Linked DNA regions of Mus musculus: region 1 is linked to region 2. Evidence: chromatin loops called from intact Hi-C (ENCODE). Cell type or tissue: left cerebral cortex. All regions are shown on one strand. Each heading gives the region's core, and the rest is flanking DNA. Links, peaks and the distances in the headings are about the cores only. Region 1 holds the start of Cops7a (COP9 signalosome subunit 7A). Region 2 holds the start of Emg1 (EMG1 N1-specific pseudouridine methyltransferase).

What was found. A loop is a pair of places that touch in the nucleus more often than their neighbours do. Peaks named below come from ENCODE experiments on the same cell type or tissue, not always from the same donor. Only the 100,000 strongest peaks of a DNase experiment are listed, where the experiment ranks them.
Region 1: it touches region 2 in a loop (15-fold over the local background); 1 of 42 quality-filtered maps calls a loop at or near these places.

Annotation. Positions count from the first base shown.
Region 1 is chr6:124,964,409-124,968,790 of GRCm38, forward strand. Cops7a (COP9 signalosome subunit 7A) reads right to left here and starts at 1,104. Exons shown (of 8, transcript NM_001355542.2): 1 at 994-1,104; 2 at 316-520. The coding sequence starts at 477. In left cerebral cortex, for the core only: CTCF peaks have their summits at 1,212, 2,515 (motif pointing left) and 3,579 (motif pointing left); DNase peaks (open chromatin) are centred at 1,126, 1,720 and 3,565; H3K4me3 peaks cover 1,868 bases; H3K27ac peaks cover 1,659 bases.
Region 2 is chr6:124,710,005-124,714,386 of GRCm38, forward strand. Emg1 (EMG1 N1-specific pseudouridine methyltransferase) reads right to left here and starts at 2,174. Exons shown (of 6, transcript NM_013536.2): 1 at 1,872-2,174. The coding sequence starts at 2,039. Phb2 (prohibitin 2) reads left to right here and starts at 2,285. Exons shown (of 10, transcript NM_007531.2): 1 at 2,285-2,559; 2 at 2,700-2,784; 3 at 3,058-3,137; 4 at 3,980-4,164. The coding sequence starts at 2,433. In left cerebral cortex, for the core only: CTCF peaks have their summits at 605 (motif pointing left) and 2,203; DNase peaks (open chromatin) are centred at 2,165 and 2,790; H3K4me3 peaks cover 2,467 bases; H3K27ac peaks cover 1,376 bases.

The DNA of each region.
Region 1 (4,382 bases), core at 116-4,115, 250 kb after region 2:
ATGAGACATAGGCAGGGATTTCCCACACATTCAAGGCCACCTTAGACCATAGTTACTAGTTTAGGGCAGCCAGGACTACACAGTGAAATCCTGACTCAAAGTGTGGGTACAGAGGGAGGGAGCACTAAGTTTACAGACCCTTTATCTGTAAGATAATGAAGACCTTTATTTGATTGATTTATTTTTCCATGTTGAGAGCTAATTATCGGTACCCCGATCACCTGAGTGGTTACTGGGTACAAAAAACGAGCCCAGCACTCAAGAGTTAACTTTGGTCCCAACGTTCTTTGGGGACTACCCAGGCAAGCAACACACCTCTCTAACATTAGGCATATCCAGCAGTTCCCCAAACACGTAGACACCAGGGGCCTCCAGCACCTGGTGGATGAGTGTGGCCAGTGCCGCCCCCTTAGCCGACTTGGCAAGGAGCAGAAACTGCTCTTGGTTCTGCCCTGTCACCTTCACCTCCGCACTCATGGCTGCGCCGAGGTGCGGGGCTCTGGCCTCAAGATTTCTGGAGCTGCAAGGAAAGAGGAACGTGAAACTAAAGGTCCCTGGACCCTGCGAGGGTGGTCAGCTCGAAGGGACGGGAGCTGCACGCTCAAGAGGGACCCCGCCACATCCGCAGTGAGTAAGTGGGGTCCTGAGGTCTAAAAGGCAACTCGAGGGCTCCTCCAAGCCAGCCCCATCCTGGCTGCCACGCCCACCCGCTCCGTCATCCCGGGCCCAGTCCCAAGCCCCACCACGTGCACCCCATTGAGTTCCAAGACTGATGAACCAGGGAAGGGAGAGATAGCACATGGTGTCTACCGGACGACGACGAACCCCCACTTCGGGACGCGAGTCGTGCACGTGGCCGCCCCCACGTGACCTCACCTCCTCGCGCCTGACTCGCGGCTCCACCCCCTCCCTTAAAGAGGCAGCCCCGGGACCGGCCGGGGTCTGCGCCCAAGGCCAGGTCGTACCCCCGGACCGACTGCAACCGACGGCTACCTGGAAGCCTCGTCTCCCAGCGCACGGGGCGGGGCGGCCGCTCCGTCACCTCCGGCAGCGGCTCCCAAGCCTTTCCTGCCACCTCCCCGCAGGGCCGCTCTAGCCGCTCGCTTCTATGGCCAGCTTCCGGCCGTACTTCCGCTCTCGGGAGGCGGGTTCCGGGCGGCTCCGGCCTGCTTCCGTTTCCGGACCGCGGGAGGCGCGAGAGCGGCGCCCATCTTCCGCTCTGTCCGTGCATCTTTATGGGTGCGAGAGCGGTGAATGCAGGGTGCGGAGAGGACCTCGGCTCTGCGGAGGTCCGGGGGAGCGACCCTCCCGGGAGCTGCAGGACAAGGCAGGATGGCGGCCCCGAGTTCCTGCGGCGACGTGAGCGTTAGCGGAAGGCGAGAATTCGCAGAAAGAAAAAATAAGGGAGAAAGGAGAGAAACGAGGCTATAAATAGTCCAACAACTTATCCACTCTTTTTAAAGAGCAGAAGAAAAGTTTAAAGGGTAAGGGGGCAGGAAGTGGTAACACATGCCCCCACCCCACCCCCCGGCGTATTGGAGGTAGAGGTAGGGGAGAATCAGGAGTTCAAAACCAGCCTCAGCTCCATCGCAGATTCCAAGCCAGTTTGAGCAACATGAGAACCGGTCTCAATAAGAAAGAAAACAAACCCCCGAGTGATTAAGGGGGAAAAGGAAGTGTATTGGTTAGGCTTTTGAGGTTTTCTTCCCATAGAAGTTTCAGATCGCATGACCAGACTTTTGGCCATGGTTACTACAAATAAATATTGAGTCATTTTTTTAGTCTTTGGATCCCAAATTAGCAAGGAGAAAAGTGTGAGTGGAACCAAGGCAGATGAGGAAATTTAAAAGTTAAAGGATTCAGCCGGGCACTTGTAATCCCAGCATCCAGGAGGCTGAGGCAGGAGGATTGCTATATGTTGGGAGGTTATCCCGGGCTACAGTGTGAGAGACCCTATCTCCCAAATATCATGGTGGTACACACCTTTAATTAGGTGGATTTCTGAGTTGGATCATCCGCCACTAAATAGACCAGGTTTCAAAATGAAACAAAACAAAAATCCTTACAGAAACCATATAAGGAGGAAATTAAGGTAAAGCCAGGTTTACTGTTAGATGATTTGTAATCCTATCACTCAGTAGGCTGAGGCAGGAGAATTGGACCTTCAAGGGCTGAGTTCTGGAACTAACCTGTAGGACAAAGAAATATGGATAGGGTCCAAGTGCATACCTGTCTGATTCCGTCGCTTCCTTCGAGGGATGGTGGTGCATGCTTGTGGTCTAGCACTTGGGAGGCTAAGTCAGGAGTATCTTAGGCCCAAAGGCCATGTGAGCTGCATAGTTCCAGGCTGAGAGTGGGAGAGAGAGAAGAGTTAGAAAACAAGGCAATGAATGGGCTGGAGAGATGGCTCAGCAGTTTAGAACACTGGCTGCTCTTTCAGAGGTCCTGAGTTCAAATCCCAGCACCTACATGGTGGCTCAAAAATCATCTCTAATGAGAACTGGTGCCCCCTTCTGGTCTGCAGGCATGCATGCAGGCGGAACACTACACATAATAAATCATTTGCTTTCTGTCACCATGTGGAAACACCAGCCAAAGCCAAGGCTTTCACATCCTGATCACCGTCCATCCTGGTGGGAAGTCTGGGCAGAGCACGAGGGATGCGATGACTGACTTGCTCTCTAGGGCTCACACTAAACACCTTACACCTCCAGGACTACTTGCCTGGTAGTGTCACCCACAATGCACTGAGCCTCCCACACCAATCATTAATCAAGAAAATAACTACAGGGCTGCGGAGGTGACTCAGCATTTAAGAACATTTGTTGCTCTTGCAAAGGACCTGGTTCGATTCCCAGCTCCCACAGTAATCTAGCTTCGGGGCATTGAATGGGTTATTAGGCACCAGCGATGCACATGGTGCACGTGAGTATTTGCAGGCAAAACACTCAAAAACATAGTTTTTAGAAAAGAAAATAAGTCCATAGATCTACCTACAGGCAATATAATGGGCTCATTTTCTCAACTGAAGTTCCGCGTTTAAGATGACTCTAGCCTTTGTCAACTTGACCAGACATTTTTTTTTTCCTTTTTTTGAGACGGGATCTCACTATATAGCTATATATCATGGACTGTCCTGGAACTCACTGTGTAGAGTGAGCTATCCTCTAACTCACCAAAGGCTGCCTACCTCAGCCTTCCAGGTGTTGGGATTAAAGTTGTGCAACACCACACCTGAGTATAATCAAGATTTTTAAACCACTATTGATAGCTCACAGAGAGAAGCAGGAAGATCAACCAGAGACTATTACAGGTGTTCAGGTGAGCAATGAAGTTGACTTGGACCAAGCAGAAACAGTGGGAATGAGTTGTCGGACTTCAGTGAACATTATTTGCAAGTGGGTTAGATGCAAGGCATGAACAGAAGAGTTTTAAGAGTGACATCATAGGGGCTGGAGAGATGGTTCAGTGGTTACAAGCACTGGCTGTTCTTACAGAGGTCCTGGCTTCTGTTGCCAACACCCACAAAATGGCTCAACTGTCAAACTCCAATTCCAGAGGGTTCTGATGCCCTCTTCTGGTCTCCACGGGCACTGCATGTGATGTACACATACTTGAAGGAAAAAAAAAATAAACTTTATTAGTTTGTTTTTTATTACAGGGTTTCTCAACTGTTTTAAGACAGGTTTCCGGGTGGCTGTCCTGGCACTCAATCTGTAGACCAGGCTGGCCTGGAACGGACATAGATAAGCCTGTTTCTGCCTCTTGTGCTGAGACTAAATCTGTGTACTACCACACCCAACTTAAAGTCTTAAAAAGAAAATGACAAGTTGTGTATGGTGGCACATGCATTTAATCCCAGTACTCCAGGGAGGCAGAGGCAGGAGGATCTTTGTGAGTTCAGTGCCAACCTAGTCTACAGAGTGAGTTACAGGACAGTGAGAGCTACACAGAAACCATCTGTTGGGGGGCAGGGTGGGGGAAAGGAAGGAAGGAAGAAAGAAAATGATATTACAGCCAGGAGTAGTAGCATATGAGGGTCATGTGTTTAAGGCTAGCCTGGGTTACATAAGAAGATCCTTCCTTGGGAAAAAAATTGAGCAAAGGAAAATAACCTGAAGTTGTACAAAGCTCTTAAAGTGTACATCACAGGCTGGAAAGGTGGCTCAGCCATTAAAGGCTAGTCTGGTAACTAAAAAGGCAGAGTGCCAGTCATTTCAATTTCACATAACATTTCCAGAAAGTTCGAAAAGAAAGAATGCTTATTCTATGAGGCCAGAGCTATGTTTTGATAAAACCAGTCAAAGACAAAATGAGATTGGAAACTATAGGTCAGCATCACAAACTGACACTGAAATCATCAGCAAAATATTTGCAAACCA
Region 2 (4,382 bases), core at 117-4,116:
GCAGGCCTTTAACCCCAGAACTCAGGAGGCAGAGACAAGCAGACACTAATGAGTTCCAGGCCACCCAGAGCTATTTAGTGAGACCCTGTCAACAACAATAATAAATGACAATAAGGGCTGGATAGATAAGCAGTTAAGTGCTCAGCAATTAACAGCACTGCCTGCTCTTCCAGAGGACTCCGGTTCGATTCTCAGCCCCAACATGGCAGCTCACAACTGTCTGTAACTCCAGTTCCAGTGGATCTGACATCCTACAGCAATATACATGCAGGCAAACCACCAATGCACATGGGAAAAAAAAAAAAAAAACCTTTAAACAATAATAATGATGGTGACTGATAATAGACAATCACTGAGGGAGGAATAGATCTGCCTGTAGTTAGGATGGGAATAACAACTAACTACAGAAACTTTAAATCTGATTAACTGATCACTTAATTAAAAAAAAAAAAAAAGAAGAAGAGGAAGAAGGGGAGGGCACAGAAGAGATGGCTCAGCGGTTAAGAGCACTGACTGCTCTTCCAGAGGTCCTGGTATTCAATTCCCAGCAACCACATGGTGGCTCACAACCATCTGTAATGGGATCCGTTGCCCTCTTCTGGTGTGTCTGAGGACAGCTACAGTGTACTCAGAAAAAAAATAAGTCTGGGGAAAAGAAGTCGACGGGGAGAAAACCACTTTTCTATTTGGTGTCCATGGAGGATAGACGGGAAGACTCTCACCTCGGGTTACTGGGAAACGCACTCCTCTTAAAGGACTGTCAATCCAGATCCTGTGTGGTTTAGTTAGTAAGGTACACAACCACTTTACAAAGGAAAAACAATCTTGTTTTCTCACAGTCACTAGGAAGGGGCTAAGGACCAAATTTAAGCCCAGGGCAGACCTGGCATGGTGAAATTCACCTATAAATATTCTAATATTTAGGAGGCTGAAGGTGGAGAGTTCCAAGCCAACCTGGACTGCATCCCAAGACTGCCTAAAACCACCACCCAGCAAGAGAATGTGTGTGTGTGTGTGTGTGTGTGAGAGAGAGAGACAGAGACAGAAACAGAGGGGAGCAGGAGTTTGGGAGGGAACTTCTGGGCCTACACATTGAACAAGTTTAGCTCTGAAAGGCAAGACATACAAAAGAAGGAAGGAGCCGGGCGGTGGTGGCGCACGCCTTTAATCCCAGCACTCGGGAGGCAGAGGCAGGCAGATTTCTGAGTTTGAGGCCATCGTGGTCTAAAGTGAGTTCCAGGACAGCCAGGGCTATACAGAGTAACCCTGTCTCAAAAAAACAAAAAGAAAAAAAGAAAGAAAGAAGGAAGGAAGGAGGGGGCTGGAGAGATGGCACAAACTTTCTTGTATAAGACTCAAGTTAGGTTCCTAGCACCTTCATGAGGTGGCTCATGGCCACATGCAGACTTGCATGCATAAATAAAGGTAAAGTAAATATTTAAGGGGGAGGGTAAAAAAGCAAAGACAAAGGCTTTTTAAATAATCTGATCCAGACATACTTCAGAATAGGTAAATACAGAACAAGCTGCCAGTCAAGCCCCATTTAACAAAATAAAGCATCAAGTCCTTGGTAGTAAAAGGCTGGGGAAGTCACTGGCCTTTGGAAACGTGGGAACCCTCAATAGACAATGCTTCCCTCATTTTGCATTATACATCACAGACTCCGTGATAAGTCAACTAAAAGCAAGGCGAGGGCTGAAATGAAAGTCCAGAGCAAAAGGACTACCCCCAGGATATCAACAGCCTGGAAAACTAGGTCATTCTTCCAGAGCAAATTTCAAGGCTCCGCTTTTCCATGCACTCTGCGGCCCTGGTTCCCACACAATCTGATCCATCAATTCCCTACCTCCGCACTCACTGTTCAAAACTACCTTGACTGTCTCCAGACTGGCCCCTTCCAGCACCACAATGAGCCTCCGGCCTCCGCACTTGCTTCCTGCCCCAAGCCGGAGCTTCTTAGGCGGCGTAGTCTCCCAGTCCTGCTCCTGCACTGAAAATCGCCGCTCACGAGGTTGGAAGCCACCACTGGCCGCAGACATCTTGTAGGCAGACCGGAAGTTGCACCGAAGTCCTTAAGTTAGAACTTCACGTCCGTCCTCACGGCCAACTTCCTTCGAGCTGCCATTTTGAAAGAGGGCGCTCGAAAATGGCGATGCCCGTACGGAAGCCTCTCCGGGAGGGCACACCATTCCCCCCCACCAAGAGGCGGGACTTCCGGATGCGCCATTCCTGTGCGCGGAGTTCAGGGCCGCCCGGGCGGAGGGGGGCGGGTCCGGAGGGAGGCGCACTTCCGGTGCCCTTTCTCCCGCGAGCTCTAAGGCCGCCGATCCTCGTGTGCAAGGCGAGGTCTGTAAGCTGGAGCGGGGCAGAGGCTGGCGGGCACCCCCTCCTGACCGCTGGTGCCGCCGCCGCCGCCTTCGGGAGGATCAGACATGGCCCAGAACTTGAAGGACTTAGCTGGACGCCTGCCCGCCGGGCCTCGGGGCATGGGCACGGCGCTGAAGCTGCTGCTGGGGGCCGGGGCGGTGGCCTACGGCGTCCGCGAATCCGTGTTCACCGGTGAGCAGCCTCCTTCCGCTGGCCGGACGTTGCGGTCCCCAGACCCACGGTCCTGCTATCCCCCAGGTGTCCCCGTCCCACCTACGCTGACCAGCACTCGGGCCAGTAGCCTGCCCTGACTCCCACCCCTCTCTCCGCAGTGGAAGGCGGTCATAGAGCCATCTTTTTTAATCGTATTGGTGGCGTGCAGCAGGACACGATCCTGGCCGAAGGCCTTCACTTCAGGTAATGGCGGGCAGAGCGAACAGGCCCTGACCCTTCACCCTTGACGGCTGCAGCCAGACTTAACAATTCGGAGCTGCTTTACCCCTTCCTCACGCCTGCTCTTGAGGACAGTGGCTGCCTGAAACTCCAGCAATGCATAAAGGGCTGTTCTCGACTGGGAAGAGTCCTTGTGGTCGTGGGGAGGAACAGGCCCAAGGACGAGTGGTGAGGGGAACCATCAAAATCAATAAAACTGCAGTTTCCCAACTCCTGTCCATGACCTCTCCTCTCCAGGATCCCCTGGTTCCAGTACCCCATCATCTATGACATTCGGGCCAGACCTCGAAAAATCTCCTCCCCCACAGGCTCCAAAGGTAAACGTGGGCAACTGGGAGCCTCAGGGCACGTGGGGAAACAAATGTAAAATGAGCCTGGCCAGGCTGCCAGAATTGGTTGTGTTTCTGAGGTCTTGGTTTCTACGTCTGCAAAAGAGCCATGCCTCACGGTTCAAAAAACGGTGCATTCCAGTACTTGGCATGCATGCACGTTTTAACGTTACCTTCTGCCTAGCATAAAAGGGATAAGAGTTGCCTTTCTTCCTGGCTGCCTAGGTCCAAGTCTGTTTTTAAGGCCTTTTTTTTTTTCTGTTGATTTGTTGATTACATCCACAGTACACCTTGCTCTGGAGAAAGTGCCCCCACTCTTCACTAGCTGTTGCCCTGTAGACCATAGTTAGAAGGCCTGCCTTTGAGATTCCCCAAGCCTGGGCCTCATTCCCATGTACACACCGAGGCAAGTAGCCCACAGAAGTGTGCTTCTCTGTTGCTGTTTGTGGTGTGTGTGGTTTATGCGTTTGCTAAGCCATAGGCCTTGGAAATAAAACACAGTTCTGGTTCTCAAGGCCCTAATGGCAAGGGGGAAACCCAAGATTATGCTGCTTGGTGGAATCCACTTTGGAGGAGGAGTAGCAATTTATTAAAAAAAAAAAAAAATAGCTGTACTGGTGGAAGGTCCATAGAAAAGATTCCACAGTAAACAAGGGTCTGCCTCGCCCATCCATGTTGTTCACATGCTCTGTGTTGACATGACTATCTTCCTGCTGGAGTGCTAGGCTGTACAGTAACACTAGGCATGGTGGGAAGCACTCCTAGGAGAAAGCGCTGGAAAAGGGGGAATTTGGCCTTACCCGGCGGCCACTGCTGACCTCTTCCCTCAGACCTGCAGATGGTGAACATCTCCCTGCGTGTGCTGTCCCGACCCAATGCCCAGGAGCTCCCCAGCATGTACCAGCGTCTAGGGCTGGACTATGAGGAGCGAGTGCTGCCGTCCATTGTTAATGAGGTGCTCAAGAGTGTGGTGGCCAAGTTCAATGCCTCGCAGCTGATCACCCAGCGGGCTCAGGTCTGACTCCTATCACTGTCTGCACGGCGGCAGCCTGTGTCTCTCCTTGGTCAGGGTTACTGGGTACTGAAAGAAGGTATTTCGGGATGGGGTGGGACGGATCTGTAGTTCAGTTGATATGTACTTGCCTAACATGCACAAGCCCTGGTTTTATTCTCAAGCATTGCTTAAACCAGGTGTGGCACATGCCTGTAATCCTAGCACTCGAGGTAGAGGCA